Regions from separate parts of the Homo sapiens genome. Here region 2 is linked to region 1. A link is a loop called in an ENCODE intact Hi-C map of the cell type or tissue named here. Cell type or tissue: dorsolateral prefrontal cortex. All regions are shown on one strand. Each heading gives the region's core, and the rest is flanking DNA. Links, peaks and the distances in the headings are about the cores only. Region 1 holds the start of ZIC4-AS1 (ZIC4 antisense RNA 1). Region 2 has its middle 210 kb from the start of ZIC1.

Region 1 (16,154 bases), core at 3,086-11,085:
GCCCAGGGACCTCCTTTCTCAGGGACATGTCTTGGTTTCCCCTCATGGCCTCCTTTATCACACCTGCGCGTCTCTCGCGCGCCGGGATCCTTTCTCCCAACGTTTTACCCAGGACTGCAGCCCTTGCCCTACGAGTTGAGTCTCTAGTGTGTTATCTAAGGAGACCCAGCATTCCCACCCCAGGAGTCGTTGTCTTCCCACTCCATCCAGCCCCTTGCTCCAACCAAGCCCACGGGAACCAACTCCTCAGGAGTTAAAAAAAAAAAAAAGTGTCAGGCGAACTGCTCACTGAGGTGGCTCCTGAGCAGTAGGTGCAGAGGCAACAATGTATGCGGGTATCTAGAGGTCCAGTGACCACGCAGTGGAGGAGGGAAGATGGCTCTGGTGATTCATTTGAAATAAGTCTCCCAGTGGCTGGGCCAGATAAGAGTGTGCGTGCATCGGATGCTAAAACTCACCAGATATCTCAATCGGGGCCCAGGGAAGTGTCATGTGGGCTGTAGCCTCCCAGTCTTCAGGCATAGGCCTTCGCGCAGGTATCTGAATGGAGCCTTGAGGTCTGAGCAATCACTTCTCCCAGAGGGGGCAGGGTCCAGCTAGGAAGATCTCTGCGGCCAACTGTGCCTCAGACACTCCACCAGCGCTTACTCAGGTCTTACAGCCGAACTGTCCTGTCTTTTTCTTTCCTTGTTTTGATTCCCACCAGCTATTGGACTTTTCTCTGGGAATTCAGGGGTGGTTATTTGACGTTGCTCTGAGCTGGAAATGTAGAAAGGTAGCCTTTCCTGGCAGACACTGAGAGGATCCTTTCAACTTTTTCCATTCTATAAAGTATTAATAAATTGGTTGATGATGTCAGTGCCATTAGGGTGAAATTGAGATGAGAGAAGTCTTTCTCACAATGGCTGCTTTAGGGGGTCCCTCCATTTTGCTGTCCTGAGACTAGGCCCCCAGAGATATTTGTGTGAAGCGGTGAAGAAAGACTGAGGAGAGAATTGGAGGCTTCTGGAGGGCCTCGAATCTCGTCCAGGATGAAGAAACAATAACAGGACACCAGGATTCAAAAGAGGAAGAGAAACATCACATTATTTATTTCCAAAGAAAATAGCCAAATGCAGCGCCATGTACACAAAAGCCTTTGGAGGGAAAAGGAATCACAGATTTAATATCATTTACATTTATATATTTACAAGATCAAGCCATGGCTTTCAACTTTGTTGTTCATTCAACAATCACTTTCAGTCAAACAACTTTTATTTTCAAGTTAGTTCATAATTTAACTGACACTAAAGAGACAGATGATAAATCACAAACAGTGTGGGTAGAGAGGGTACAAATAGTCTAAAGATTTCAGCCAGGCTTTTGTGTATATGTGAATTATGATTACAAAATGTTTGCCTGTCTGTATAATTCACATTCATTGCAATTATTACATTTTCTCATAAATTAGCAATATAAACAAACATATGGAGACCTTCAGTTAACAAATAAAATCAATATCAGGAAGAACATTTTGCAGCAACTATAATAACAGCATGGGTTACAGCTTGGAAAAACTTCTTTACAAGCCATTTATTCAGCACACACAGAGTAGGGGGACCAGCACATCCTTATTTATTTAAACCACCTTTAAAACCACCACAGGAGTTTTGGGGAAACCTGAACTGGGTGAAAGTTTCTTTGCTGGGCACAATATAAAATGAACAACTTCACACGTGAATGAAGGGAAGGATGGGCATTTACATGCATTTTCGATCACTGTGTTGTAGACCAAACCTTCTAAACTTCAATTGCCAAGATTCTGAAGGAAACAGGAAATTAATAAAATATCTCTCTCCTTCAGCTATTCTCCTTCTTATTAACGGCAGAAAGGGCTTGTTGATTGCTGCTAGTGAGAAGAAACACACAATGGGTCTATTTTTAGCAGAGGTGGCTTTGAAGGAGCAGGAGATATTAACAATTGCTTGGCTGCATTCTTAAGTTCCAAGGATCCTGGGCAAGAATATTAGGAGCCTGAGGGGTACCCAAAGGAAACCCATCTATGTGACCCAACTTGGGCTGATTGAATGCAAACCAGAGCAGAAAGAAGCAGAAACACAATTATGGACTTAGGGTATGTATTCTGCTTGCACCCTCTCTGCATTCTTTTCCTCATGTCCCAAAGCTTGTCCCGAGGGCCCCCCAACTTCTGCATACTTCACCAGACCAGGCCCTGACCCTGATGTCTAGGCATTGCTTTTGTTTATCCCTTAGCAAGACTTAGACCTAAAGTTATGTATTGATGCAGTGTGTGGATATTGTTTTAAAAGAAGTTTGATTTTTATCTCTTTAGAAACGGTTTGAAACTAACGGGGCAGAGGGAGTTTGACAGAGAGGAGAACAAATCGCTGACAAAGAACCTTTTACGTTTCATCAGCGTTGTTAGGACGACAAGCAGGAATGTCTCAGATAATAACTCCCACTTCAAAGATTTCTCAGCTCAATAGAAAGCGGACCATCCTTTTTATTCAACCACAAGGACTGGCACTAAAGAAGACTCCACTGTTTGATTTTTTTTTTCACTGTGTTTATTTTTCCCCTATTCACTGGGGTACTTGGATAAAATAAACAACAAGACAATTAAGGGAACATGGACTTCTAACTTTCCTGCCATCTTCCCCACATCCCCTTGGCCTTGGGCTCTTGAGTTTGCATCTAGGACTAGTCCAGGCCTAAGGGTACCACACACCCTGCCTTAGAAAGAAACAAGTTTCAGGGGCCGCAAGAGACTTTTGGGATGGAAAGGAAGAAGAGTGGCACGGAAAGCCAGAGTGGAAATTCCCAAGGGCACAGTCTGAACTCCTCAGACTCCCCCAGGGTGGCTCCCTTCCCCCCAAGTCGCCATTAAATTTAAGCCTCCATCCTACTCAAGAGTCAGAAAGGCGATTTGCACAAAACTGAGCTTGGAATGCTCATTTGTTAAGCTTCGGAGGCTGCTTTAAAATCTTTCACTCCTGATCCTGGAGCCTCTTTGGGGTGCAGTCAAGATGCACAGAGTCCTTGTGCTCCTCCCTTTCCTGAAAGTGTCCCCTGCGCCAAAGCCTCCCACATCAGGGTGCAGAGTGAACCCCTAAACGTGGGCAAGTCGGGTTCTAGAAAGGAAGTATATACTGGAGAGCGCAGTGACAGTATTAAATGGCGTGAAAGCAAAGGTCAGCGCAAATGTATCTTAATAGAGTGTCTGTAGTGAAGTGTGCCGCCTTTGAAGCGGCCGCTCCCCGCGCGTATTTCCATGGCGAGCCTAACGCGGCATGCTGATGCACCGTCAAACTCACACTTTCAACCCCAAAACCCGACTCTTTGAACAACCCGAGCTTGATTAGACCTTTCTCCTTTTCTTTCCCCTCTTACAAACCATTTCCTCGCCTTTAGAAACTCGCCATCAAACCCAAACGCGCCCTCTGATCACCGCAGAAAGCAGAAACAAAGGGGGCTGAGCGGCGATTCAAGCGGCTCTTTTCTTCCTTCACATTATTATCCATTTTTATTATGATCGGGTACAAGTGCCCATTCGCGTGGGTTTTGTTTACCGGAAATTAAATGAAAATGATTTAGTCCGCGTCAAACAAAAATATATACTTGTATACACAAGAAAAAAGGTCTGTTAGACGTAAATATTATGTCCTTAATGAAAAGCCTGGACGGGCTCCAGGCTTGGCCTTTCAGGATTTCAGTGCGACTTGCACATTGCCATAGAAATCCTAACTTACCATGAAGATGCACCGTGGCGAAGAAACACTGCTTTGTGCGCGGGCCCTTTGATGTAGCAGGCGCGAGATGCGGGGCGCTCAGCTGCGCGGAGCGAGATTACCTTGCGAGCAACGCGGTGGACATCTGTAACAAGCAAATGAAAAATTAAAGGCGATTAGTGGCCGACCAAACATTTTGTTTTATTTCATTATTTTAGATTGAGATAGAAAGCAAAATGGGGAGCTTAGAAACAGAAGACAAAGAAAAAAGTCCTACTTCAGGAAGGGGGACTTTTTAAACATTGGCAGAAGCAGCAAGTTCCGCAAATGCCCTCTGCACCTTAGTGGTGGGGTTGGTGTTTCACTATGGGAAGGAGTTGTTTGTTGCCGACTGCCCGCGCTGGGTCAGGCAGCCTCTGGGCCCTATTGTATTAGGTGTAGGCAGGAATTTCAGTCCCCCTTTCTCAAGGACGGATTCACTAAAGGTGTATTTGGAAGACTGCATTTTTTATTTGGAGTCATGAAAATAGTTCCACTCCAGTTAGGATGTTATTTCATCTGATGAAAGTTGTGGGGGCTGCGGGCAGGAGTGCTAATTGTCTAATTGCGTCTGAAGAGGATAGAGCAGAAGAAAATTCATCAGTGGCAGGGCCAGGAATTGTTTGCTGGGCTCAGATTTTAAAATTGAGGTCTTTTGTGGGGCCCTCCCCAGAGAGAAAACCTACCTCCCTCCCCAATACACACACACTGATTTTCAAATTCTTAGGGAACTGAGATGAGTCTGCCAAAGCTTTATTATTTTATTTTCCTTTACTTCTTCAAGTCTTAGCTAGGATTTTGGGGCAGCCGCATTCTCCCTGCAGATGGGGGGAGGGGGGAAAAAGGACCTGATTTTTTTCCCTTTGGCCGCAATTGCAAAGGCCTTTCTCGCCCCCTCCTTCAACATCTGGTTCTTTTTTTCTGGGGACTTCATACGCAGCATATCAAATACACATTCAATCTAGACCCACTGGGTGTTTGCCTTTACAATATTTATTATTGTGGATCATTTCTCTAGTTCCTCCTACACCTTTTTAAAAATAAGACGAACATTGTGCAATTACTAACAAAGACCATCACCGAATTGACGCAATTCACCCAGACACGGCCGCCTAGGTCAGGTCTCTCCACTTTAGAGGCTTCGACTCAGTGACGTCATCAGCTCGCTCTACACCCGGAGCCCAAGCACCTACAAGACTACACAGGCAACGCCTCTACAGGGGTTGGGGTGGGAAAAAGGCCCGGGGAGGCCTCACAGCATTGAATCCTGAAGCCTCTCTGGTGTTCCTTTGTCTGTATTTCTTGTTGTTTTGAATTCACTCCCTACTCCAAGTATACAATGTATATTGAGTCTGTGGACGACAGGCAGATGTTTATCTGTGTGCCCAGGCCACTCCATAGGGGTGGAAGCGTCTAACCACCACCCACCCACCCCCTGCTGAAAAGACGATGAATCTCCCTTACCTCCTTTATAGAGGAGGTTGGAAAAATTAGGACTTGTGTGTTTTTTGTTTCAAAGGATACCTAGGGAAGGGGAAACCATAGGAAGGCAAAGAGGAAAGAAACTGGAGTCAAGAAAACGGCTCTGGAATTCCCTTTGCCCCCTTCCCTTGATCTGAACTTCTGAGGTTGGAATTAATGTGGGGGAGGGGAGGGTTAGAGTGGGGGTGGGAGCGGCCCAGTCCTCGAGAAAAATATTTCCCATTCTGCGAAGCATGCGGGAAATCTGTGGCTTTACTTTTGTCATCTGCAGTTGACAGGATTGCACATAAATTCTCCAACTTTTTTTTCCATCTCCCTGTCTCTTTTCGCCCCTAACCCTGGTTTTATGATACCCAGTCATGAAGGCGCGTGTGGGGGTGATGGTGCTGATTGTGACTACAGAATAAATAGGGGGACCATATTTATCTTCTAAAATAATGGACATTATATTAGCGTATTCAGTGAGCTCCAGCAACTATTACAGGTGGCCGGCCGGCCTTCCTTCCTTCCGCCCTCGCCCTCTTCATGCCTCAGAAACGTGGCCTACTCTGCATTCGGTGTGTGCGGAAGCAGCAATCACAGAGGCAGCCCTAATACCGGAGGCGGCGGCGGCAGCAGCAGGGCCAGGTGGTAGCTCGGGGCTGAGGATCGCGGCGGGGGCAGCCGCTATGGGGCCCAAGCCCTGACACACGTACCATTCGCTCAAGTCGGCGGTACGCGCCGCCACCGCCGCCGAGGAGGCCACCTGGGACTTGTGGCCGCAGTCCGACGAGGGCGACACGAGGGCAGACGGTGTAGCCGAATCGTAGCCAGAGCTGGGCGGCGGCGAGCGCCCGTGCACCTTCATGTGCTTACGCAGCGAGCTGGGGTGCGTGTAGCACTTGTCGCAGCCCCGCACCTTGCACGTGTATGGCTTGTCGCTAGTGTGCACGTGCGAATGCTTCTTACGGTCGCTGCTGTTGGCGAAGCGCCGCTCGCAGCCCTCGAACTCGCATCTGAAGGGCTTCTCGCCTGGCGGAGGCAACGCAGAGACATTAGTGCTTGTGGGTCGTGTTCCCGTCAGGTGCTTGCCACCCTCCCCCATTCGTCTCTCATTTTCTGGAAAAGAACTACAAAATATTTTCAGAAATCCCTTTCCACGGCGCCTCAGGTCGAGCACCCCTTTCCCTCGTGCAGAGAGCGCCCCCGGTGCCCTCTCTTGAACGCCTCCATCCCTCCCGCCTTCCTCCTCTGGGCTCATGGGGAGGGTATGGAGGAGGAGCGACAGTGACTCCATCTTAGTCGAGTTTCCATCCTCGAAAATCCTGATCCACTCGGGTTGTTTCCTCCAAATTTTCTCCACTTGGAACCAGAAGCACCTCTGCTCGGAAATACATTAACGGAGGAGCTCACAATATAGTTAACGGGGAAGCTCACATCTGCTCGATTTAAAGTTGCTGTTTCAGACTAACTTCTCTGCCGCTACCCCGCCCAGCCGTTCATCCCCCCCACCCACCCCCATCCTGGCCCAAATTGTTTCCTAAAGTAGGTTTTGCGCAAACGCCAAAGCGATGAAATAATTTAAGGATGCGCAGCCGATGCACATTGTGTGTGCATAAAGTGGATTCGTGCTGCAGGGAGAGGTATTCTGAGCAATGATTCACTTCAGAAGAGATTTTTACAGGAATGGAGCCCCCTCCCTCTTTCCTTCTACCCCCTGAGGGCAAACATTTAGCAGCATTCTTCAAATCTTGCCTAAACCTTCCGGGATCCCTCCAGATACGCTCGCCAGTAATAATATTTCATTACGCTGCTCCAGAGGCTTCCTGGAGACCGTGCTGTGGGCAGCTGGCCCTCCCAGTCCGCACTGACTTGCGATGTCGACCGGTCTGCCCAGACCACCCCCACCTGGCTGTCGGGCCTCTCGGTCCTAAGACGAGGGGTTGGCGCGGTAGGGTCCGCACAGGCCAAATGGGATCCGAGGTGTCTACCGCAACCACGCCCTTGAGCGCTGCGGCTTCGGGAAGAAAACAGCTGCTGCTGTCAGGCCAGGCCTGGCTCCGCAGCCCGGAGGGCCACCAGGCGGCTGGCATAGGCCGGGGAGGGGCTGGGATCGGTGGCTGCGATGCCCTGTAGAGCCGAGGGAAGGCGCGAGTGCACGTTAGAGTGACAATATTGGCCGGACCGAGCCCCAATCGGGGAGCTCACGGCCAGCTGAATTCGCTGACGTGTAGGAGAGGAAAGGACCCCGAGAACCCGGAAGCCTAGATTCCTGCCGGAGCTGCAAGTGCTGCGGAAATGGGGGAAGAAGGTTTCTGGGCGCTTTAAACAAATGGCTGCCTCCCAGCGCTCTGAGTTAAGGGACCGGCTACCTAGCGTCTAGCTGAGGAGGAAGACGCGCAGCTGGAGAACTGTTGCCTTTGTAGTTGCTTCTCCCGCCGCATCCAGGAAAAACAGGCGCTTTGGGGCTGGTTAGAACAAACAAAGCCCCAATTCCCGAGCCCTGTTGAGGCTCGGACAGAGAGGTTTGCGCACAACCTGCGCTTCTGCGCAATCAGCGGCTCCTGAGCCCGGGTCTCCGGCACCACCTGGTCGCTGGATTCCCACCCTACAGGAGCACAGCTAGTACACTGAACAGTCTGGAAGGTGTTGGCACCTGCCATTTCGCGGGACACTGGCACCATTTTATAAAACAGTGATAGAAAGATGCGGAATAAATCAGTGTTCCTATTTGCCCCCATTTTTATCTCCTCTGATTCCTGCCAGCATTTGCAAACCCAAAACTTTCTTCCTTCTTCTCTTTCAAAAAAAAAAAAAAAATTACAAAAAACATACAATTCAGGGCCTGCAAAAGAACCAAGGTTATTTTGAGAAAACAGAGGTGAAATGGAATTAGAATTTGGTGCCCCTCCCCAACAACCCCCACCCCCAACAAAAATCCCGCCAAACGCTTATCCGATCTCGTGAGCGCCTCACTGGACATTCACGTAAAACAAAAACAATTATTTCGCTCCAGACGAGGAGCAGAGGAGAAAACAGCAGTGCACTGAGTGATACCGGCAGCCGGGAAGTTCGCAGGCCCCTAGGAGGCCAGGTGAGGCCGCGCCCCAGCTTGCTCCGGAGCTGCAGGAGGCGCCCTGGTCTCTGCGCTTGACATCACCCCCGCCCCCCGCCAACACCCGGCCTCCAGTCCTTCCCCCTCCCTCCAGCTCCCTGCACTGCGCCCTGGGTGGGTGGGTGAATGTGAAGAGGCGGCGTTGGGCTAGGCCCCTGCAGCCCGCTCGGAGCGTCCTAGGCCCGGGGCTGCGCTGTGAAAGACCCAGATTCTCATCCCAGAGGCCCAGCAGTCCTGAAAGGCCTCCTCTCCGACCCTGAGCCGGGTCCGCCGAACAAAGTTCGGAAGCTCGGGCTAGCTGGGCCAGCGCCATTTTCTCGCACTTGTGGCTGGATCTGGTTGTCCCGGCGACTGCGCCCCGGCGCGGTCTCTTTTCCTCTACCTCGGATCCCCAGCACTGACTCGCCCTCAGACGCCGGGGAAGGTGTGGTGAGCTCCCGGCCCCGGCCGAGGGGTCCCTGGAGAGGAGCTGGGTGGCGGTGGCCAGGCCGAGCGCGGTTGCTGGCCCGCGCCTCCCTCCCCGAGGCACCATTGTTCCGGGATCGCTGTGACCGCCACAAAGTGAATCCTTTCGGTGCGGACAGTCGCCTTCAAAGCCAGGCCCCGGATTCAGGTCAGGGAGAATCTCAGCTCCTGAGAAATTTGCTCCTGTTTGCCGCTTCTGCTACTCGAGGAAATGAAACGCCATTAATATTTGAAAAGGCAATTATTTTCCTGTTGAATCGAGAACTGTCTTCATGAATAATTTGTAGTGAGGTCTATTGCCATTTGAGAAATATTTTTTTTCCCTCTCTCTCTCTCTCTCTCTCTCTCACTCTCTCTCTCTTCTTTTTATGACTAGGAGGGGGATTTGAGGGAAATGCCCGAGCAGGCCAGACTCTGTAGTTCGTTGTTGGTCGTGTTTGTTTGTTTGTTTGTTTTTGTTTGTTGTTTCCCCCACCCCCCACCGCTAATGAATCAGGACCGCGAACCGAAAGAACGCACAAAATTCTGTCCTGAAAACACGAAAACCTGAGCCAGCCGTGGCGCACTGAACTTGCTTCTCTGCTGTAGGTCGACTGTGCTAAGAATTTAACCATTTTCTGCTTCACAGAATTCAAACAGTGGGCCGGCAAAGAGCTGTAAAAGTTTGTTTGTTTAAAAAAAAAAAAAAAAAAACCCTGTCATTAAAGATGAGTTCCTTCTCCAGCTCAGGACTGCGAGTCTACCTTCCGGGTGTCCGCCGCCAGCTCCCGGAGTAGCAGGCCTGGGGCCAGGATTCCAGTGTGACCTACCGCCCCTTCCCGAAGCTAAAACCTCTGGTGAGGGGGTGAGATCCATGCGACATTGTGGGAAACCCTGAAAAGAACTCAGGGAAACCGTACACTTCCAGACAAGCTTTAGAAATAAAGTGCCAGGCTCCAAGTGGACTTTGGTCTGGTCTCCGCATGTGCCAGTGTCCGGGCCATGGACCTTCCCCGGGAAGGGAGAGTTTGGGGAGAAGATAGGCGTTAGAACAACTAGCCTTAGGAAGTTCTTTGACTCCAACAATTGTCGATGTTCCAGCAAGAATAGGGGCGAGTAAGGCAAGGCACCGGGCAGTAGGAGAAGTGGGGCACCAAGCTGGAATTCATTTTATTTTCTCCTGTCCCCACCAGTCCCCTTCTCCCGCCCCCAAAATGGGGGAGGGGAGAAGATGTTGATTTCTTAAACTTCCAGGGAGGAGGAGCGAGAAAACCCTAACTAAGGAGAGTACAAACAATGGCTGCTAAACTAATTAATGTAACTTCACAGGCTGTTCTGGAAGTGTGAAAACTTTCTCCTTGCAGTTGTATTAATTAGAGATGCTCTGGCCAGAGGAGTTCAATTTTGCAGGCTCTTGAACGATACTCCTTTTTTTCTGTTAACTAGAAGTAGCAGATGTAGTTGACACATGTCCCCATTTCCCTTAGCAGCTTGGTAAATGATATTTAAGGTGGATAGGTCTGTGCTAAAGCGAAAGTGAGGGTCCACCAAACATCCCTAGTGTCCGGCCACCAAGGCTCAAAAATACGTACAAAGTTAGCCCATTCGACCCCCAACTCCTAAAGAAGGCTCCAGGGCCTGGTAACCTCTCAGTCCAGGTGGGCCAGGTTATCAGGACTACAGGTGGAAGAGTTCTGCTGCGCAATTCCAAAGGGACAAGGAAAAAAGTTAGACAGCTGTTCTTATGTCTTTACGACTTTGGGGAACAATGCTGTTTTAAAATATCTTAAAATCAAACTCTTAAGCAGAGAGCACATGTTTGCACACACAGGGTCTTAGGCACGTTCACCCTTGTCCCCCCCAGAACAGAAATCCCGCACTATCCTCCCTACACACAGCCTCCGGAAACTTCTGTGATTCTAAGAATAGAAGCGCATAATTAATATTTTATGGCCTTGGCTCATGGAAACAACCCCAAAATATTTCCCCCTCCCCTCAGTTGGGACTTGAGGAAATCCAGACCCGAGGGCCTGCTTCCCCAGAGGGTCCGCACGCGACAGACAGCGCCGAATACTGACCTGTGTGAGTTCGTTTGTGTATTTTGAGATTTTCTGATCTAGCAAAGACCTTCCCACACCCCGGGAAAGGACAAGGGAAGGGCTTCTCGCCCGTGTGCACGCGGATGTGATTTACAAGTTTGTATTTGGCTTTGAAGGGCTTTCCCTGGCGCGGACACTCCTCCCAGAAGCAAATGTGGTTGGCCTGTTCCGGGCCGCCGACGTGCTCCACGGTGACGTGCGTGACCAGCTCGTGCATGGTGCTGAAAGTTTTGGAGCAGAGGCTCGGGGTCGCGGTGCCGTCGGCCGCCAGCCACTTGCAGATGAGCTCCTGTTTGATGGGCTGGCGCATGTAGCGGAAGAAAGCGCCAGGACCGTGGGGCGCAGCGAGGTTCACCGTCAGGTTCATGCCCCCGTAGCCATGCAGGGCTGCGGCAGCTGCCAGGGCGTCGCTGCGGGCCGCAGGCCCTGGCGGGAAGGGCTCCGGCCGCGCGTACATGTCTCCAGGGAGCCCCAGACGCAGGAGTCCATTCAAAGGACGGCTGGGGGAGGCCTGGGGAGGCTCCTCGTGGAGGCCCGGGAACACCGAGGGGCTGGAGGCGGCGGTGAGCTGGGGGCCATGGTGTCCAGAGCTGCTACCTGTTGTCGAAACAAATAGCGCGCATGAGAACGGGTGGCGTGGGCTGCGCGCTCTTCCCTGGGCCCCGGGGGGCAGGCCCAGCCCTGCCGCACTACGGCCTCTGCAGTCAGCCGTGGAACTCAGAGCCAGACAGCGCCAGCAGTGAACCCGGTGGACAGAGCAAGGCCAAACACCTCCGCCGCCATTGGGCCGAATTGCTGTTGGGCCAAGTCCCCCGCCGCGCCATGAGCTAGAGAGGGATGGTAGCGGCAGAGTAGATGTAAGGGGTAATGGAAGGCGCAGGGCTGAGTCTGTGGGTTGCTGGGGGTTCTGCTCCAGAGGGGTAGGAGCTGAGCCCCAAGCGCACTTTGGCGGCTAACACCCCGGGGCTCTCCGGGGCACGATGCCCTGCGGGGAGTGGAGGTGACAGAAATGATGATGTTGGAGGTGGTGGTGGTTCTGAAGCGCCCCAGCCATATATATTTTCAGTGCCCCGCTTGGCTAGGAGAGGGCGGCCGGCTGCTTGCCGACCCACGCTCCCCGGAGCTCCCTGTACCGGGCCGCTAACACCACTGCCACCTGACAGTGGGGAGGGGAAAGGAAAACCACACAAAAAAACTTCTGTAAAGTTTTTTTTTTCTTTCTTTCTTTCTCTTCTTCTTCCCAAGGTTTGGATTTGGGCGCGCCCACCCCCTTGGCTATTAATGCCTACGCGAAATCCTGCACACTACAGAAGTAGCAGCAGGGCGCGTTAGGAAGTCAATAGAGATTCAGGGCCGTGGCCTGGACCCACAGAGAGGAACAATCGCCTGGGTAGCCCATTGGCCCGCGGCCGGGTCCGACGTCAGTGATGACAGGTCCTGCCGCACGCGGTCGGTCTCTCTCTCTCTCTCTCACACTTCCCTGCTCCAACCGCCACCCCCTCACACACCTCTCCCCCAAACATATACCCTCTTTCCCTCCCTCACCCCACCCCCACAGCATCTCAAGCTTCCACTGCTCATGCGCTCTGACCCGGGCACAAATCCTTTTCTCTCCCCTTGAGCCTCCTCCCCCTCCTCTCCGGAAAGCTGAGTGGATCAGCTTTGACTCAGGGCTCCTGGAAGTACTCGGGGCTGGGTTATGCCACCATTCACCACAACTTTGGGGAGGCAGCATTGCGGGACCTCAGTCGGGGCTGATGGGCAGCATCGTGTGCGCAGAGATGGCGGTCTCGTTGGGCAGTTTGTCCCTGCAGCCTGCAAGAGGAGGGGGTCGGGATCGAAGGACCGAAGGAGGTTGCTGACTCAGGAGCCAGGAGCTGAGAAACTCCTAGGCTAGCAGCCGTTGAGCCTAATTTTATTTTCTGGCTTTCTCCGAAATGTCTCGTTTCCCTCATCTTTCTGGTCCTTTTCGTCTCTCTTATTTTCCCCAAAACGTCTACCTCACTTCGTCTTCCTTTCTCCTCCCCTCCCCCTCTCTTTCCTCTATACTCTCTTCCCATTTAGCCTTGCAGGCCCCTCCTCCCCGGTGTTGGAGAGCTCAAAGACGCGCGAAACTCAAGGATCTGGCCCTGACCAGGGACGGGATTAGGCGGGAAGTGGTGACGGCCTGAAAAGGCTGGGCTCGAACCCGTGCCTTCCTGAAAGGACTCTCCCCGCCACAAGTCACACCCACCCGCAGGCCTGCTGGCCAAAGAAACAAAGGAGTCGGGCGTGGATCCAGGAGAAACAGGTTTTCGCTCTCGGATCTCCCTGGGCAAATCAGGGATCCTGAGCGCTATACCCCGCAGTCGTACGGAGCCTCTGGGAAAGGGGATTTAAGGGTGACTTCCACTTTCAGCTTCGGCTACTTGTTGCCTGCGGTCCAAGCCTTCTCTGCTTCCTCCTACCTCGTCTTAGGCCTCTGTAGAAAGTGCACGCCGCGTTTCCCCTTCCAGGCTCTGAGAGGGCCTGCAGGCCCGTGGCCGCCTCCGACAAGATGCCTTCCAGTGCTAGGGGGGCCACTTTGGCGGGATGGGGGTCGGTTGGTTAAAAAAAACTTAAGTTCTGGCTCAGTCGAGTGTGGCAAAAGCCGAGGGTCGGGGGTTGGGGGGCTTTGGGGGCGAGCGGTAGTCCTTTGTCTGAGCCGACCGGCTAAGGTCAGCTGCGTCGTCCGGCGATTTAAAGGGCTGCTGGCCGGGACTCCTGCCTTGTCGCTGCAGCCGAAAATGCCAGTCTAAGTGCTTGGGCTTCCCTGGCGGCCATAAAAAGTGTCCCCCAAACAGAGAAAGGCTTGTATCTTTAAGAAAAGTTTTAAAGATTGAGTAAAATATCCCATACCCCTTAGCAGAGGCAAGAAATTTTGGCAGATACCAGCAATGCTGAATAGAAATTGACTGAACTGCCCCTCCTCCCATCCCCAGCACCAAGGACTATTCTTATACATTTCCTGGTCAGTAAATAAGGCCTTAAAAAATTTTTTTTTAAAATAATTAACTGATGTATAACAGTTGGCAGATTCTTTGAGACCTTCATTTAATGCATTGTTCCTCCCTTGGGTGCACTTTAGGGAGGGATTAACTTCCACAACAATTTCTCTCTACTTAGACACGTCCAGGTCTTTCTGCTCCTCCTACAGGAAGAGCTTGGATAACTCTACCAATAGATACTCCTCAGTATTTAAAAAAAAAAAATTAGAGAAGAGTATTTGACTGCCAGACCCCCACTCCCTACTCTCAAAACCAAGGGCTTCCACACAGCAGTTTTGTGACTAGACTCTCAGGATATGTCTCCCTGGCTTTCACTTTCTCCCATGGTTTACTCCTCCACCAACAGGCACCATCTCTCTGATCCTTCCCCTGCTCTGATCCTTCATCCAAGCAGTGGCATGGCCAGGTCTCCAGTGAAAGGTTTACACATCTCAATGAGTCATTTCACCTCCCAGGTGTATGTTGAATGATGCAATTGTCTAGGCAACTCTGGACTGAATCCATGAAGGACTCCAAAAAGCAAAACAAAAGCCAGAGTATGTTTTTACCTGAGACTCCTTGCCCAGTTGTTTTTACTATCCGCATCTTAACACCAAACTTGTTCAGCTTATGTGGTATTCAGGTTTAAGTGCAGGGGAACTTCTGCAATATTTCGGCAATTAAAATTTTTTTTCTCTGCTGGACCCTAGGTAATCTAAAACTAACAGTTCAGAATGTTTGTCAAACTCACTTTAGCTTTAAGACTCTGATTTGCAAAAACACGGATTTTTTTTTTTTTTTTTTTTGAGAGGGAGTCTCCCTCTGTCGCCCAGGCTGCAGTGCAATGGCGCCATCTTGGCTCAATGCAACCTCTGCCTCCCTGGTTCAAGCGATTCTTCCACCTCAGCCTCCCAAGTAGCTGGGATTACAGGCACCCAGCATCATGCCCAGCTAATTTTTGTATTTTTAGTAAAGACGGAGTTTCACCATGTTAGCCAGGCTGGTCTTGAACTCTTGACCTCAGGTGACCTGCCCACTTCGGCCTCCCACAGTGCTGGGATTACAGGCGTGAGCCACTGCACCCGGCCAGATTTCTTAATATATACACTGTGACCCCACCTCCATCAAAAGCTTTGAATAACAGTATGGACAGATAGGAGAAGAGGGGTTTTTAGTTGTTTCAGGCTGTGGAACCCTTAGGAAGCCTGGTGAGTCTGTTGAACTTCTAATAGTCCAGTATTTGCTGCACATATTCATCATAGAAGAAAACACTAACTTTCCAATAGAAGGTTGTGAAAATAAAGAGGCATTTTTTTCTCCTCCAAGTTTATGGGCCCTCTGGAATTCTAACCACTGACTCTCTGGACTCCAGGGTTAAGAAACAGAGGTTTTATACACATAGTCTGCTAGCATACTACACACTTTCTGTTAGTCACTTTGCCTTTGAAAAGCTTTGAACTTGTGTATGACTTTTTTGTGCCAGCAGCAAAAGGGCAAACACATCTGATTCAGCCAAAATCCTGGAGAGTAGGCTGGCCCCATGGAGCTCCTTCCCAGATGCAGCCTTCTCTTGAAAGCTGAAAACATCTGGACCCATTTTAGGTAGCTTCTTCTTGCTTGAGTAGCCAGGGGTCAGTAGACCTGCAGGTCACTGAGGTTGCCTGATCTTTGCAAGTTCCTTAGAGCTATATGGTCTATATGTTGGTTGGCTAAACCCAGCAATGGGACCAGACATTCTCCTCGAAGGACATTTCCCCAGAGACAGCAATAAGGGATTACATAAGGATCTTCAAGGTATATCTTTGAAATAAGCCCCAAAGCAGTATCCAGTTCAAGGTGATGGGGCATCAACAACTGAGAGGTATATTTTAGTCTTTAGAGAGATCATTTTGAGTCTTCCAGAGCCTGGGAAGCAGGGAACCCAGGCTACAGAGATTATCAATTGGGCTGGCTAAGGAATGGTGTCTCCTCAGTGCTCTTCAGATTTTTTTTCCAGAAACATCTCACTATACCTGCCCCCAACACCAAATGCTTGACTGAAACATTCTATTCCTACCCATGCCTGGAGATATAACATTGTTAAGTCTACTTTTCTGCTTCATTTGTAGAGAAAAAGAGTATCTCACAACCCACAGATCTTTAGCACATGTCAAAATGAAACACTGGAAGCTTGTTTTCTTGGGGACCTATTTGGAGCATATTCCACCACTAGACCCCAAATATCTCTTGATCTTCAGAGCCTCTGCAAACCAGTGCCCAGAAT
Region 2 (16,154 bases), core at 3,099-11,098, 230 kb after region 1:
AATAATTAGTATTTTAAAAATATTTGTACTGAATATATATATGTATTCAAAGAGAAAATTAACAACTTTAAAAAATACATATTTAAAATAGCTCACTGTAGTCATCTAGTAGGAAAATACATCTTTATACAAACAGCAAGGAGTGATGGTTATATTACCATCTATTTTTCTTTTCTTCTTCCCTTTTTAATTATTCTCTCTCTCAGAATAAAGTCAAAATACTATCAAACATTTTTTTAAAATAAAATTATCTTGGTTACTAGCGATAGGCAAGTACAAGTTTCTGACCGTAAGTACACTCTTTCACAGTAATCTTTAAATTGGAAGAGTGTAGGGCATTTCAAATGGGCTAATGAAGATTTGAACACATAGGAGACAATAAAACCCATATGATTACCAAGTCTAGAACAGATGATGAAAAGAAAACATGATATTTGAACTTACAAATGGGAACATAGCTTAAATGAAGTGAGAGAAATTTTCACACACGGAAAACATTAATTGAGTGTCTGTAAACTAAATTTAATTCAATTCAACAAAATTTACTGAATATTGATTATGTGTTCTGGACCTTTATATGGTGCTAAAAACACAAAGTTATGATCTTTAATTTAATATTGTATAACAAAGTTATACAATAACACTTAATTATAAAAGTATGTATAAAGTGAAATGGAAACATAAATGGGGGTCTATGCTTATGAGAATTCGGGAATGTAAATACAATGTGTTAGAACTGCCCAATGCGTGCGTGTGTGCGTGCGTGCACACACACACACACACAAAGGTAGCTTCGGTGGGACTAAGATATTTATTACGGAAAAAAGAATACTAATTGTTTTGAAATAATTTTATCTTTATATATCTTTATCTTTATATATCTATTTCTGAATCCATACCTGTATCTTCAACTTTATATTCATGTTCAATTTTTTCATGCCAATTTAATATGTTCTTTATATACAATAACCTACAAAACTGATACTATTCTTTTTTTCAGTTTACTACATAAGAAATTGAAGCATAGTAAAGAAAACTTGGCCAAGGTCACACTTAATGAGTGACGAAATTCTATCATTTTTCAAACATGCTCTAGAACAACACTGTCCCATAGAATTTTCTGCAGCGGTAGGAATGTTTTCTACCTGAGCAGTTTAATTCTATAGCAACTGGCCACATATGACTATTAAGCACTTGAAATATAGCTAGTGCACCTGAGGAACTAAATTTTGAATTTTACCTAATTTTAATGCATTCAAATTTAAATAGCCAACTCCAGAACATATAGAAGCAGACAGTGGAGATGTAGGAGGAAGGAGGAAGAACTGAAGGAGTAAAGTTTTTTAGAAAGTGGAAATAATAAGGCCTTACCCCACGTGGAAGAATTGGACTTCACTAGGATAAAATGCAGCTTTTCTGATGTTAGAGGAGGAAATAGGAGAAGAAGGAGATACATAGAGTAGGTCAGTGGATGAGTAAGGAATGAGAGCATTGTGGTGACAATGAAATGTGAGACAAAGGTGACAGTGAGGGACAGAGCCACAAACAGATATTTCAGGAAGGGCTATAGTGGTTGATTCTATTTCTTATACATACGTAAAGACACAATGAACGAATATATCAAAACAACAACGGTTATCTGACTGGGGAGTCCGGGGAACTGGATAAGTGGAGAGAGGGTTAAGAGGAACAGTTTTCACTTGTTCACATTTTTATTCTTTATTTTGGTTTTCCAACACATGATAATGTATTACTTGTTCAAAAAATTAAGTTAAAGAATTAAAAATATTAGATGAGAAGACTTAGAAATGTTTTTACTAAATAATGATAAACAGGATTGCTGGGAAGTATTGAGGACCCTGCAGAAATCTCAGTTTTATAAGAAACAGTAACAACATTTGTTGTATTTTTTAAAAATTATTTTCCAGTGCATATTATTACAGAAAATGTCAATTTCATACAAACAACGACAACAAAACAGTTTTATCTGATGAGATTTTTGACAAAGTAATACAGTTGAATATATATGTATTATATATTATATATGTATTATATATAATATATATGTATTATATATTATATATGTATTATATATATTATATATGTATTATATATAATATATATGTATTATATATAATACATATGTAATATATATTATATATATGTATAAATGTATAGATTCATACCTGTTGGGTCATTGAGAGGGCATTGATGGAAGTGGGAATAGGATAGTGATTGTGAATGGGTCTGGAAACTTTAAACTCTGAATAGGGTATAGATCTTTTGAAATTAGTTTAAAATAGTTTGGACCTAATAACTAGGTGCTGCTGATAACTAAATACATGGTAGAGATATTCCATGGTATCCTTTCTATAAGTAGACATTGCCTAAATCTCAAGCTTGTTGGATAATGATATTGTACTAACAAGGAACTTTATATCATAAAAAATATGAGATAAAATGTTAAATGCAGGTTTTCTTTCACGTTCTTCTTCCTTTCTGATGGCTGAAGAATTTTGTTCTCTAGTTTCCTGAATTATCTTTCCTTTACTCGTTTTGTTTTTTTAACACCAAGTACTCTATTATTCTATGGCGATATAGCCGTGGTGGGCTTCCTGATACTTGAACTGGGGCCTGGGAATCACACTGCTTTAACATTAAGGCAGCAAAAAAGGAAAGGAAAAAATGGATTCTGCTTAGATTTGTACACATTCTGATCCCATTTTCAATAGAATGAGGACAATGGGCATCACTTTGCCTTCTCTTAGCTATTTAGTTTATCATCCATCCTTGTTTTTTTCTTCTAGCTTTCTGTGGAACTAAAACACACTGTCAGGCCTTTTGCTATGAGTGTGAAATGCACAGCAATATAAAAAAGAAAATAAGTGCAAAAAGAATATAGCAAATTAAATGCCTCTGTGATCTCAATTCTATATTTATGTGTGAGATTTAGGGGTAAATATGTATATGATATCAAAAAGACTATTACATATTTAAAATTTTTTGTTAATATTAGATTTTATAGTGATCATTCTTCAAATATCTTCCACACAAAACCTCTATAATGAGCAATAAACATTGCTTATTAATGAAACACATTGCTTAGCCTGTCAGGATGCTGTGATACTTTTCTGTAAATACTTTACATGTGGGTTTTCTTTCAAGTCAGTAGAAAAAAAATTGTAAAGAAACATGCAGAAACAATTGTGTAAGATTTTAAAAAGCAAGATTGCTTGGTGGTTCCGGGTATATGGTGGGGAGGGGTCCTACCTATTCCAAGGGAGGAATTTCCTCAAATTCGTGAGAGATTTTCCTAATTTTTGTTCACAATTCCTGGAAGAGATGACACTCCTTTGCCTTCAGACCAAGATAAACACATCATGTTGAAATATTAATTCCAAATAATCTATTGCTATAAAGGTGCGGACATTTTGTTATTTAATATTCAACCTCAAATATACCAGAGTATTAAGTAGAAATAAATAGTATTTTAAGGACTTGCATTCTATAATCTCTCAGTAGCAGAAGGGGATCTCTGTTGTAGGCTACTGTCAAAGGGCACTTAAAATAAGATTGAGAATGAAAAATGAAACCTAACACCAGTGTCTCTTCTGACTACTCTGCATAATCTAACGTACTTAAACTCTTCCTGCAAAACCCTGCTGCTTTTCTGTTGCTTGACATTCTGACCGTTTTTGAACCCTTGAACTCTGACAGAGAGGAGGGACTTGGAGAGGTTGTCATCTGATCTATGTTAGAAGGCAAAAGGAATAGCTTTCTCTCTAATAGCACTTCTTTCTGCCTAGCAGTTGGTGGGAGATTAAAACGATCTAGGTGGATAAGGCTGGTTAGAGGTCTGGGGACATCACTTTTTTGGGAGGGCTTGTCTGCATGTCAAAAACATAGGTAGGTCATTAGAAGTGGAATGTTTATTTTTTCCCCTCTTCTTTTCTGCCACACATTAATAACATTTTACTATTTATTCATTTTTATGATTTACTCCAAGTTTTGAAGAACGAATTCCTGCTATGCTACTGTCCAGCCAGGATCGTGGTTAGACACTGACATTCTGAATTCCAGCCATATTAATTGCTGGATAAAGGCTATAATCCCTCTCTCTTTGAAGCCCAAGGCTGATTTTTAGGCAACACTTCAAAAGCAGAGCACAACTGAAGAGGCATATTTCCTACCAGCACTGAATTACCATGATTGACTCAGCTTGCTTTAGACATGGGCCTTACATATTTGGATATCCAGCAAAACAGTTAGATTTTTGATATTAGAGCGTGAAAGAAAATACCTTTTGTGATCCAAAAGCTGATCTATTACTCTTTGGGAGATATTTAGATGGCTGTTTAAACTACTTTAAAAATAGAAACACCTAAGTCATTCTTTTTTCTAATAGAAAACATCATGCTTGAAAGTTGTCTCTCTCTCTCCTTTCTCTTTCATATTATGGCACAAATAATATGAAGCCATCAGTCTGAGTCCACTATGATTAACGACAAAAGCCTATGTAAATAAGATTTTCAAACATTCTCAAATTATTATAACCCTTAGAGATCCTTTTAAAAATACTTTTAAAATCAGCCATTGAACATTTATATCCAACACTCGTAATGCCATTGTAACCAGCATTTTAAAATAAGGAAGTGTGATGTATAAATATCCTTCAAAAGACTAGACAAAAATGATAACCACTAAGAACATAAAAACAAACCCCCAACCAAAAAATGACTGAAGTAAATGAAAATTTATGACCAACATGGAACTTTATATTAGTGTCTTTTTCACTTACAGCGTGTTTATCTCCGAATCTGTACTGTAAGGACTTTCTCATATAGGATTTGCCAAGTATGCTTAGTGGGCTATGTTTGAGAAAGATTAACAGTATTTCACATCAAAGGAGGACCCTGCTGCATGGTCTTACGAGATTGTCATTCACTCCCATTATGGCTCATTTGCACAAGATTTTCATGTAATATGAGCCATTGTTTTGATGGCAGTGATTTGACATAAAGACAGGGCCGAACTGCATCTCAGCCTCCTAGTCAGTCAGGCTGGGGGGTATCTTGGTCCCAAAGAACTTGCCAAACATAAAAGGCAACTGTTACTCAGTTATGGATTGGCCCCACCCCCCTCAACTCTACTCCCTTGTTTTTAAGGTGGAAAACTTCTTGAACGTGCATGGATACCATAAAAATTAGACAATGCCTGCTTGTGCAAGATTAGATACAGTTTAACCAGACAAAGTTTCAGATATCCTATTTAAAATTGCAAGTTATGAGCTATTTTAAAGAGCTGCTTTTTCTTTTTGTGCTTTCTGCCATACTTATTTTGATTTTAAAATAATTTGAAGTGGTGAAAAGTAATGCCTGAGCTACATTCAAAACTTTTCCACAAGCAATATTTGTGTTTTTTTTCTGGTGAGTTAGTTTCATGGCTATGCATAGAATACGTATTTACATACACTAGTCACTAACATTCTCTCCCTCTTTCTTTCTGCAAGCTAGATTAAAAAGAAAAAGAGATGCTATTGATGCTTCCGCAGTGCCTAATAATGTAAATAGAAAAGAAATATTCAATCAATAATCTGGATGATTCTAAATGTGATTTTTATTTAACTAGATTTTATTTAACTAAAGAGACAATTTTCTTATTAAGTCTATTCAGTATATATATAGACTTTAATATAATAAACTTAATAAGATACTTTACAATATTTATAAAATATATTTAGATGTATTAAATATATAAGTAACATGAAAAGAAACATTTTGAAATGGTTTATTCAAAGTATTAAATTAAATGTGAAGAATTAAGAATGAAAACTACCTTAGAATACAATCAATGTTTAGTGCCTGGTTTGAATTTTCTAAACTAGTGTGTTTAAAATCTGTAATTGTAACTCTTCTACAGCATGTACTATTAGTAGCAAGGTACTGGTTAGTTTTATGTAACATTTGTTCCATGCATTTAGATACAATGATGCATCCAAATATTTAAATTTTTGAAATTCATTTTGTAAACTATACCAATATCTTACCTAAATTTTGTGTTTAGAACAAGAATGACTATAATTTTGGGGGGGTGTTGACTCATTTTTAAGCTCTTTACAGCAACCATAAAACAAACAAAAGTCATAAAACAAAAGTGAACTCAGGTGATTTCGTGATACTTGAGAAAATATTTACAAGTGATTAATATTTACTCACATAACATTTTGTAAAAATATGAGCAAATATAAATTTTTAGTCTAAAATTATTGACCCCATTCAACCTCAAGAAATTAATGACAGAAATATAATTAGGATAACATTTTATATTTAAAAACTGCATTAAAATTTAGCATACAGAAACTAGCATGCTCAGTAAGATATTTTTAAAATATATATTTTCTTAGAAAAATAATGAACAAAATAAACATAAAAACTAAGAATGAGATAAGCAATCAGAATATTTCCTGCAAATTTTTAGTTTGAAAAATTTTAACATACAAAAAAAGTTGAAATACAGTACAGTAAACATTCGCTTGTTCTCCACTCAAAATCAACATTTTTTTGCTACATTAAGTTTATCTTTTCCCTAAATCGCTTGAAAGTAGTGACACTCCTAAATTTTGCAGCACGCATCTCCTATGCACAAGGCTATTCTTCTACATAACTACAATAAGAGAAAAATTGAAATACTTCTGTAAAATCTGGTTATCATAATATTTAAAATTAATTATAGATTAATTAGAGCTCAGGGATAATTAAAAATGCATAAATCTTTAATGGCAAATGCAATTTTACTGATCTATATAAACACTTTTTCAATTACTTTAAATTTATATTCAGACAACACATTGATACTTCCATTGGAGTTTATAGATACATTTTGAAAACAAATACTAAATTATTAGCTAAATGTATTTTCCTTTATGAAACGCTTTCAAAATACATGAACAATAGCGCCCTCTACATTTGGATAGCAAATCATGAAAAAGATTTTACTAGTTGAGAAAAGGAGCATTTAACAGTAATCACTGTGGGTTTGGGGACAAATTATGTGATTGCAATACATTACAAAATTACATGGCAATCTCTCACATGAGTTTACAGTATTTTAAACCATTGATTTAGTATAGAAAATCAAACTCTGGAACCTCAATATTGTACCATGTAGCAAAACACTGACAAAAATAATAGTCAAGAGGAAATAGAAGGCTCTCTAGGAAAATATAAACCTACTTAAAAATAAATTTAATTATATTATTTAATAAATTTTCAGAAATCAGTTATAAGTAGTTAAAATTGTGTTATTTTCCTTCCTTGCTTATATAAACAGAACCTTATGATGTTTTCAAATTCAGAGGTGCTCCAAGTCTTTTAAAAATGCTATTTTCCAGTATCTACCTATTGAAGAAAATACAGACTTAGAATCTAACCTTTAATATGCTTTCATAAAATGAAATAAAATTAATTGGTAATTTTAAGTTCTTTTGAAAATTCTTTTTCCGATTAATTCATAATAAAGTTTATAAAATTACAGACATATAGAATATAATATTATATATAAATCCTCATGTCTGTCACTAATTAGCAAAACCATCCCCTAAACATTTAGTACATCATCCTGCAAACAATTCAGAGAAAAATATGTGCATATTTAATAAGTTAAAAAAATAGATTTTTGTATCATAAAACAAAATTATAAATATATATTTGTGTTTCCTTTTTCCAACTATAAACACTTTATTTTATGGCACCTGAATTTTTATTTGTCTATAGTCAACTTCGTAAAAAAGATGTACCTAATGTCAATAAAATCAATTCCACGTATTTGCATTTGGAAGGTTTTGTTTTCTGTTTAATTTTGTTTTTTCAGTGCAATTTTTTCACTTAAGATAAATATGCTTATTTAAAGAAGTAATATTTTGCTTAAATATATTCTTTTAAATACATTTGATACTGTGTCACTATTAAGCTTCAAGGACAACGTAAATGCTGTAACCTAAAATAAAAACTTTTTAGTAAATTATTTGTGAGCTGTCAGTGGTTAAAGAGCAGATTAAAGTAGTTAAAAACTGGAAACATGTTCTGTTATTCCTGCTGAATTTAATGCAAGAGTCTCAATGTCTAAGATACTGCATTTTAAATAAAAGGCAATAAAACAAAAGTTAAAAACGAATAAGTGACAAACATATTTTATTTTTAAATAGTCAACAATTAAAATATCTGAAATGAATTAAATTCCTGCAAACTATTTTGTCTATGTTAAGTTACAGGAAAGCTGCACAATAAAAAAGCTTGTGAGGAAAAAAAAAGGAATGCTCTTTGAAATTATCCTTTTAGTCTTTTCCTTGGCTTACAGTGCCATGAAAAATCCTAGAACATGCTCTAAAATTCTAAAGACAAAATGCCAGTGACTCTGGGGATCATCTTGTTCATTTTAAGAGCAAATTAAAACAGTGAAAGAATGGTGCAAATAATTGTTTCATATGTTCTTTGCTTGTGACTGCTGTAATCATCGGGCCTGATTTACAAATGTAGACTTGAAGGTTTCTCAGCTTCCTGCAGGGTAGAAGACTGTTACTTTGGCACTCGCCCTCTCGCCCTTGTAATCACCACTCAAAACTGTGCCCTGGTACTTCCAATTCCCAGTCTCTTGATTGAACACCTCATTCTGTGCTAACAAGGTGTCCAAGGTATTTGAACAGGGGCTCCAGTCGGAAAATTGTTAATGGTTTTGCTCATTAAGAGTTCCTGCACTAGTTTTGGTAATTTGATAACTGTCTAAATTGCAAGTTGATTTTCCCCCCTTCAGCTTTAAGGATGCTAAATTTAAGACAGCAACAGTAATAGCTGAGTTTCAAAATTGACAAGGGAAGTTGAATACTGTCTGTGTTATTATGCAATAGTTTCCACAGGATTAATAAAATTATCTTGAACGTCTAGGTTTATTTTCCATTTATTTTCAAGATTTTATTGAATATAAAAAATTTTCATAGGGTGCACCTATGAAATAGCTAAGATTTCCTGAAAGTTTAAGGGACAAAAAGAAGCAACAACAATGATTTGTTTCAAAATGTGAGAAACAATAGAGCTATGACAGTATTTTAAAATACTTTACATTAAAATAAAATCAATTAATTCTATTTTTGACACAACATGATTTCTACAAATATGTAAGTATGTCTAAAAACACATATAGCCTTATTTATTTTTAAAACATATAAATAATGTTGGTTTACTTTACTATTAGAATGACTTTTCATGGTCATTAATTATAAAGTCCATTTTTATTCATATAGAAAATTTTAATAGATATATATTTTTGCTGAACAGTTTATTTAAAGAATAATTGCAAATGTGGTCTGAAAGCTTAAAATTGGCTTTTGGAAATAATAGATGTAAAAATTCTGAGAACATTTTTCATGAGTTAAATGCATTTGCCTCTATTGAAATGCCTTAACAATGCCAAATTATTTTATTATAGAATCCATTTCTTTATATTTCTATACTCTATAAAAGATATATTCCCTTAGTGGAATTAAGAAAGCCAAATTAAGAAAAAATCAATATTTATTGATTCTTTGGTTCAGTTTAAGACCTGTGATCTACTTTATCAATTCAGATTTTAAAGGGAGAATATTTCTAAAAAGAATTTTTCTTACTACCTATTTCCTTTTTTCTTAATCACGAAAGGCTATTACTAAGTTTGGCAGCAACATCTCCAGGGATTTCTTTTAAATTGTTTTTAGTGATTTGGACAGTTGCCATTTTCTCAGAGATGAAAATGTGGGAGAGGAGATTCAGCTGAGGATGGAAGTTTCTCCCTATATGGAGCAAAGGGCTGTTTTAAAGTGATTTATGTGGCAGTTTTCTTCTGTGTCACCATTATGTCCCTGCTGCCTGAGTGTGACAACGTGGTGCTGGCTAACATTTTGGTAATAATTTATTGGGATGAGATTTTTTTGGGGGCCTGAAGTTCAGCCTGCAATCATTTTAACACTCTGCTAAAAGGCTTAAGTTCTCTCCAGGCTTATTTATTTTTCACTTTGGAGCTGTGCACTCACACAAAAACCTGCCTACATAAATCTGCAACTTTTCTTTTTGAATTGAAAGTTGAATGCAGACCATGACTTGTGCATATAAAAAAATGCAGAAATAATGCCCCCCTACTGTGTAAGTATTTTTGTTTTTCATGAATCAAGCCCAAAGTTATTTAAATTAATTCTAGCCTCATCAGCGTAATAGAATATCATTTTTTGGCTTCTTAAAAATACTGATGCATGGATGTATTTTTACTGGTTATTTGATCAAATTTCTCATACATCTTAAAATTATATAACACAAAGAAAAAAACTGATGGCTATAGTTTCATGCTAACAGACTTTAATCAATCAACATTAAAGTATAATTTTTGATGGTTATAAATCATTATATTTTATTATATTTTTGAAAACACAGAAAACAAAGAATTTATAAGGTTTTTTTGTGTGTGTTTACACTGAAAGCTCTGCAATTGATTAATCAATCGGGGACTCCTTGAAATTTTACTCTTTGAAGTTGGGTGTCAATTTAGAAATTCTATCACACATCTAAGCTGGATGCCTTTGTTTGAATATAAAAGCCCCAACTTCCCTACATGTTTGACTATAAGAACAGGCAGGTTAAAAATATAGTTTATTATGCTAGACCAAGATTTAGTTGTAGATGAAAAATAAGTTACTTTTGTTTAACTTGAAATTTTCAACAGCTGATCAATATGCCTATGAATATATTAGGATAATTTTTGTTAATATTGGTGGCAAGTAGCTAGAGATTGGATTTTTTTTCTTCCCCTGTGGGATGAGTCAACAGATTCCTGCTTTGAAAATACCATTGACTTCATAGTCATGCATCTGTAATTAGGATATGATCAAGCCAAAAATGGAAGTTAACAATAACTAATGGGAATTCTAGGCTTTTAAACTTACTTTTAAAATTTTCTACTGGTCCTGTAATTTTCTTTAAAAAACTAAGTACTGCCAAGTCAAAGAAGATGACATTGTTTTATGATGCTTTAGCGAAATGATATCAATGTATAGTCAATTTAGGTAATTGATTTCTATACCTGGTCATGAAAATCCCTCAAAATTTACTTATATTTCTTGTATGGATAAAATTATTATAAAATACAATAAAAGAAAGTTGTATTTATCTCGATATTTTGAATGTTTTTACTAGTATTTTAGCATTGTCTGTGACTTTTGTTATTATGTTATGTTATTTTAATCATGAGCACCCTTATAAAACAAAGTAAGCTCCACAAAGGGAAGATCACACAATTTTTTTTAACGTGAGAACTTAACTTTGCTTGTGGTTGAGTGCTTAATGTATTTTTTTTCTTTTTAGGAATTGCTGAGATGCAAGCTCATAGTTAGCATTCTAATTTCTATCAGAAGGTAAAGGATTTAATGCTTTGAAGCTTAGTATCTCAGAGTGAAAAGACCATGAACATTTAGATACTTATTTTTATTAGTTTTGTTTATGTTAGTGGAAATAATAATACAATTACTGTTCCAATGTTTTAGTTCTCAAGTTATGATTATAGTAAATCTAATGATGTAGTTCACTAATCTATAGAGAAGATAAAAATTTTACTATGATATAATGGTATTATAAATTATCTTTTAAGTGACTAAAATATGATGAATTTCTAGGCCTGAGAACATTTTGGCTAGAGTGAGTTGATTCCAGTGTTTGAGAAAGCTGGCTTAGTATTGATGTTTAGCAGAATTCACATTTATTTTATCTCATCAGTCATAGTAAAGCAAAGTCAGTGTTGGAAAGGATGTTAAAGGCCAATTTACAAATAGGCAAAATGAGATAGACAGCTAAGGTAAACTTGGACATGATTTTTCCTTATAGATCTTGACTTTTCAATTCAGAAGGGACTTTTCAAATGAATTAATCCAGGGGCTTCATTTTAAAGATGAAGAAGTCGAAGACAGAAGAGGTTCAGGAGTCTTTCCAAGGTCCCACAGCTAATTAGCAGTCCCAGGACTAGAATCTGAGTCTCCCACTTCACAGACCAATAGTCTTTCCACTCTCTCTGACCTCTTCAGTCACATCAAAATTAATGCGTACTTGAGTGGTTACACTGAATGGAAAAATAGCAGTTGTGCCTGTGTAGATTCACTGACCTATTGAAGATGACTTGGTCCTACTCATCATGTATTTGTGACTTGTAAAACATCTTTAAACCATTCTTATACACTAATTCATGGTACAGAGATCAGAAATAGGACAAGATGACATTCTGCTAAAATTACTAGCAAATTTAAAAGTAGATTACTTGCATTTTTTATTGAAGTTATCTTGAATATGGGAAAACATTGAAGAAAGGAAGAAATTTTTAAGAGCTTGACAGTGGTTTGATTTTCATGGTATTTTTATGTTACTGGAAAAACATATTTTAGAGGAAAGATTTGAGTGTGTGTCTATGAGTATGTGTGTGTAGTTTTTAGGGGGTATAGAGTTCATCTGTTATTCTGTATGCTACTTTCTAGAAACAATCCATACCAGCCATGATTATGAGAGGCAGGGAAATAGCTGCAGGAAACAAATTTCTAAGATCCAGCCAAACAATGAGGGCTCGTATATGATCGTGTTATGTGGAGATATGGTCTAAGACTACAGCGATAGAGATAGAAGAGCTGTTATAAAATCAGAGATGGTCATGAAAGACTTCACAGAAGAGGTTAATTTTCAAAATAAATAAATAAACAAAAAGACTGGGAGGATAAATAGGAGATCATTTTGGTAACAACCAATGCAAAGAAGGTTATTATTATAAGAGTCCACCACATTCCCTAGCCTACTGGACTATTTTTGTTCTGAATATGCAATATGCTTTCACACCTCTGTGGAACTGTCTCATGCTCCTCCTTCTATGTAAAATATACATTCTCTTTTTGTTTGACTGGAAAATACCCATTCACCCTTCAAAACCTAACGGGGGTGGTATTAGAGCTCTTTAGCTTTCCTAGACTTTTTCTCTTGCCTCAAACAAAATTGTGTGCTCACATACTATACATTACATTTTATTCTAAATTACAACAGTAATAAATGCTTGTTTGGAAAATAAACATTCGGTGTCCTATCACCACAGAAAATCACATGAACACTTGGTACCTTTTTTTTACATAAAAATACATATAGATGGACATATATACATGCTATATACACATTACACTATTCATATATGATTGAAATGATACTATTTACATAGTTTTTTAATCCTGTTTTGTTCACTTACTATTATATTGTGAGTATTTGCCCTTAGAACTATGTCTTCTTTATTTTGATAACCTAATAAATCCTTTTTAAATTGAACAAATGTAGGTTTAGAGAGAAAACTGGTGGTTGTGGGGAAGACAAATTGGAGGGAAATCAGTTCTTACAGTGTCCCAAGCAAGAGCTGATAAAGGGTGGGGCCAGAGCAATGGGAATAAGGAGCAGAGATGGGTAAAGCCTTGGCAAGGTCAAATGTGCTGGAGAGAGGTCAAGTGGAATGGGAATCTTAGAGGGACCCCTGAACCTAACAATTAGTAAATTGTTAGTGATGTTTGTAAGAATGATTTGGGAGAAATGAAGGGCCAGTAGCAAGATGGCCCACATAGAGTAGGAAGAGAAAGATGAGAAATTAGGTGCTGTGATATGGATTCTCCTCCAGGAATTTTTCCAAAAGGGACAGAGATGAGTAGGGAAGGAGCTTGAGAAGAAGGCAGGGACCAGGGAAGTATGTTGTTGTATTGTTACATAAGAAAACAATAAATACATTTGAATTCAAATTGGGAGAAACCAATGGAGAAGAGAACAATAGAAGATAGAAAGATGATAGAGAGTAATTTGCAGACTGACACCCCAGGGACACAGAGTGATGAAACACAGAGGAAATTTGCCAATTTTTAATCTAATTATTTTTGTTGTAGCTGGGCATTTTAGAATATTGAACCTGAATGTGTAGAAGAGATGTTTATCATGGAAAGCTTAATTTAATTATGCATAAGGATTATGTGCTTTGGTTGAGCAGAGTCCCACCTCTCTGTGATTTGAAGCTGGTTTACAGTTATAATGCTTTATTTATAGGGTTACAATAATTCAGTCCTCACAGCAACCTTCTGATTGGCCCTATCACTATTCCCGTTTTATAGATGAGAAAACTGAAGAATGGAAAGGTTTAATTACACACCCAAAGTCACTTAACTATTAAAACTTAAGAGTCTGGGCTGGGCATGGTGGCTCACACCTGTAATCCCAGCACTCTAGGAGGCTGAGGCAGATCACCTGAGGTCAGGAGTTCGAGACCAGGCTGACCAACATGTCGAAACCCCATCTCTACTAAAAAATGCAAAAATTAGCTGGGTGTGGTGGCAGGTGCTTGTAATCCCTGTTACCTGGGAGGCAGAGGTTGCAGTGAACGAAGAGATCACACCACTGCACTCCAGCCTTGTGACAGAGGGAGATTGTCTAAAAAACAAAACAAAACAAAACAAAAAACCCTGAACTTGGCAATTTGGAGCATATTTACTCAGGGTTCTGTCTGGTAGAATTTGGTATGCTTTCTTACTTTTGTCTTTGAGCTTTCTAGTATTGTTTGATTTGTTTTTCAAAAACATAGTTCTTTAGGTAAAATAAAGTCATTGTTTTAAAATATTAAAAGGATTACACTAGATGATTAGCAATTCCCTTCCACCTTCATTTTGTTATACTCAGTGTGCTGTCTATTATATATTCTGATGCTGAGCCTCAGACTCAGCCTTGGTATTTGTCCCACTGTGGTGATTTGGTTTGTTGTCTCTGAAATCTAGTTGCCTGCCTGTAAATTCTAGCCCTGCTCCTTACACTGTGGGTAAGTAACTTAAACCCTCTAACCCTTATTTTCATCAAATGGGGAAAGATAACACCTAACTTATAAGGAAGTTTTGAAAATTTAACGAGCTAATAATCTAGAGAAAGTGTTGAACATAAATGTCTGACAAATCTTAAATTTTCAACATTCTAAGTTCTTACCATTATACTGCATCCAGGATGCTGGGTAGTGACACTTGTTCTCTTTCCCATATTAGACCATAAAATTATCAAGGGCAGTGCCAGGCCTTATTGTCTGTCTTATGCCCTGGATCTAACATAGTACTGGAACCTCTCAAGAGTTCAATATATCCTATAAAATAGAATCACTCAGAGACTAAATGAGTACTTTCAGAATTAAACATGTAATCACAGAAATATAAAATTTGGTAGACAGGGTGGCATATAGATCTAAGAACATTTCCTAAGACATGGGGGAGAAAAAACCAAAAATATGAAAGAATGATCAGTGACATGGAGATTATAGTGCAAATGTTGAGAGGCTGTCCCAGGCCTGGCATGTTGGAGAAAGGACAAGGTGACCAGCATAAGCATGGTGCATGAGGGTAACAGAAAGAAGCAAGGTAGAGAGCTAACAAGTGGCTACCTCCAATGGTGTAGATCGACAAAGTTTCTCTCATGCTACGTAGTACACTTTAGGTTATATCTCTCTAGGTTATATCTCTTCTAGTAACTTTAGATTATATCTCTTCTATAAATAGAAGTGTATTATTTTATTCAAAGTTTATTTACTAATTATAATTAGGTATGTAACATTATAAAAATAGATAGTAGGGTATTCAAAGCAAAACAACAAACACTAAAGAAGATAGCAAAATAAAACTAGTTCCCTACCTTTCAAGACAGAGTCTATAAATGTGTGTAAAATAATAAATCGAGAAAAATAGGTTATTAGATTATTAGATTCATGGTGTTAACTGAAGAACTAATAAAGTTAAAAGTGTTTAAGTCTAGAGAGTTAAAGTGAGGATAGTGAAGAATACTATTGCACTTCATTTAATACTGTTCTTTAGTGTTTGAAATGGTTTATCAAATGCATGTATAATTTTATAATAAAAATTTTTTAGGACAAATAAATGAGTTGAGCCTGGGTAACAGAGTTAATGGCATGTTTTGGCTCTCAACCTCTGTTCCTCAGAGTTCTGGTTCAGGTACATCAAAGGCAGTTCCAAGAGTTCAAGGTTGCTGAGAAATCAGGCATTGTGCTTGCTACCCGACTTTACTAGAGCAGTTTGGGGCTTTTTATTATTG

Evidence for each region. Hi-C counts contacts between places; a loop is a spot of excess contacts. Peaks named below come from ENCODE experiments on the same cell type or tissue, not always from the same donor. Only the 100,000 strongest peaks of a DNase experiment are listed, where the experiment ranks them.
Region 2: a loop joins it to region 1, with 15 times the contacts of the local background. A loop is called at or near these places in 11 of 110 quality-filtered maps.

The regions. Positions count from the first base shown.
Region 1 is chr3:147,384,987-147,401,140 of GRCh38, forward strand. It overlaps ZIC4 (Zic family zinc finger 4), which reads right to left. Exons shown (of 5, transcript NM_032153.6): 3 at 10,866-11,483; 4 at 5,945-6,260; 5 at 1,060-3,873. The coding sequence ends at 3,873. It overlaps ZIC4-AS1 (ZIC4 antisense RNA 1), which reads left to right and starts at 1,876. Exons shown (of 2, transcript NR_046703.1): 1 at 1,876-2,113; 2 at 2,333-3,920. RefSeq lists enhancers at 5,491-6,007, 6,008-6,522, 8,392-8,893, 10,743-11,480. In dorsolateral prefrontal cortex, for the core only: CTCF peaks have their summits at 7,356 and 8,352; DNase peaks (open chromatin) are centred at 7,395 and 8,415; H3K4me3 peaks cover 6,821 bases; H3K27ac peaks cover 8,000 bases; H3K27me3 peaks cover 8,000 bases.
Region 2 is chr3:147,610,259-147,626,412 of GRCh38, forward strand. No RefSeq gene overlaps it. Among named protein-coding and RNA genes, the nearest start is that of ZIC1, 210 kb to the left of the region's middle. RefSeq lists a silencer at 3,628-3,677. In dorsolateral prefrontal cortex, for the core only: CTCF peaks have their summits at 6,948 and 7,156; no DNase peak of the experiment used is centred there; H3K4me3 peaks cover 472 bases; H3K27ac peaks cover 4,337 bases.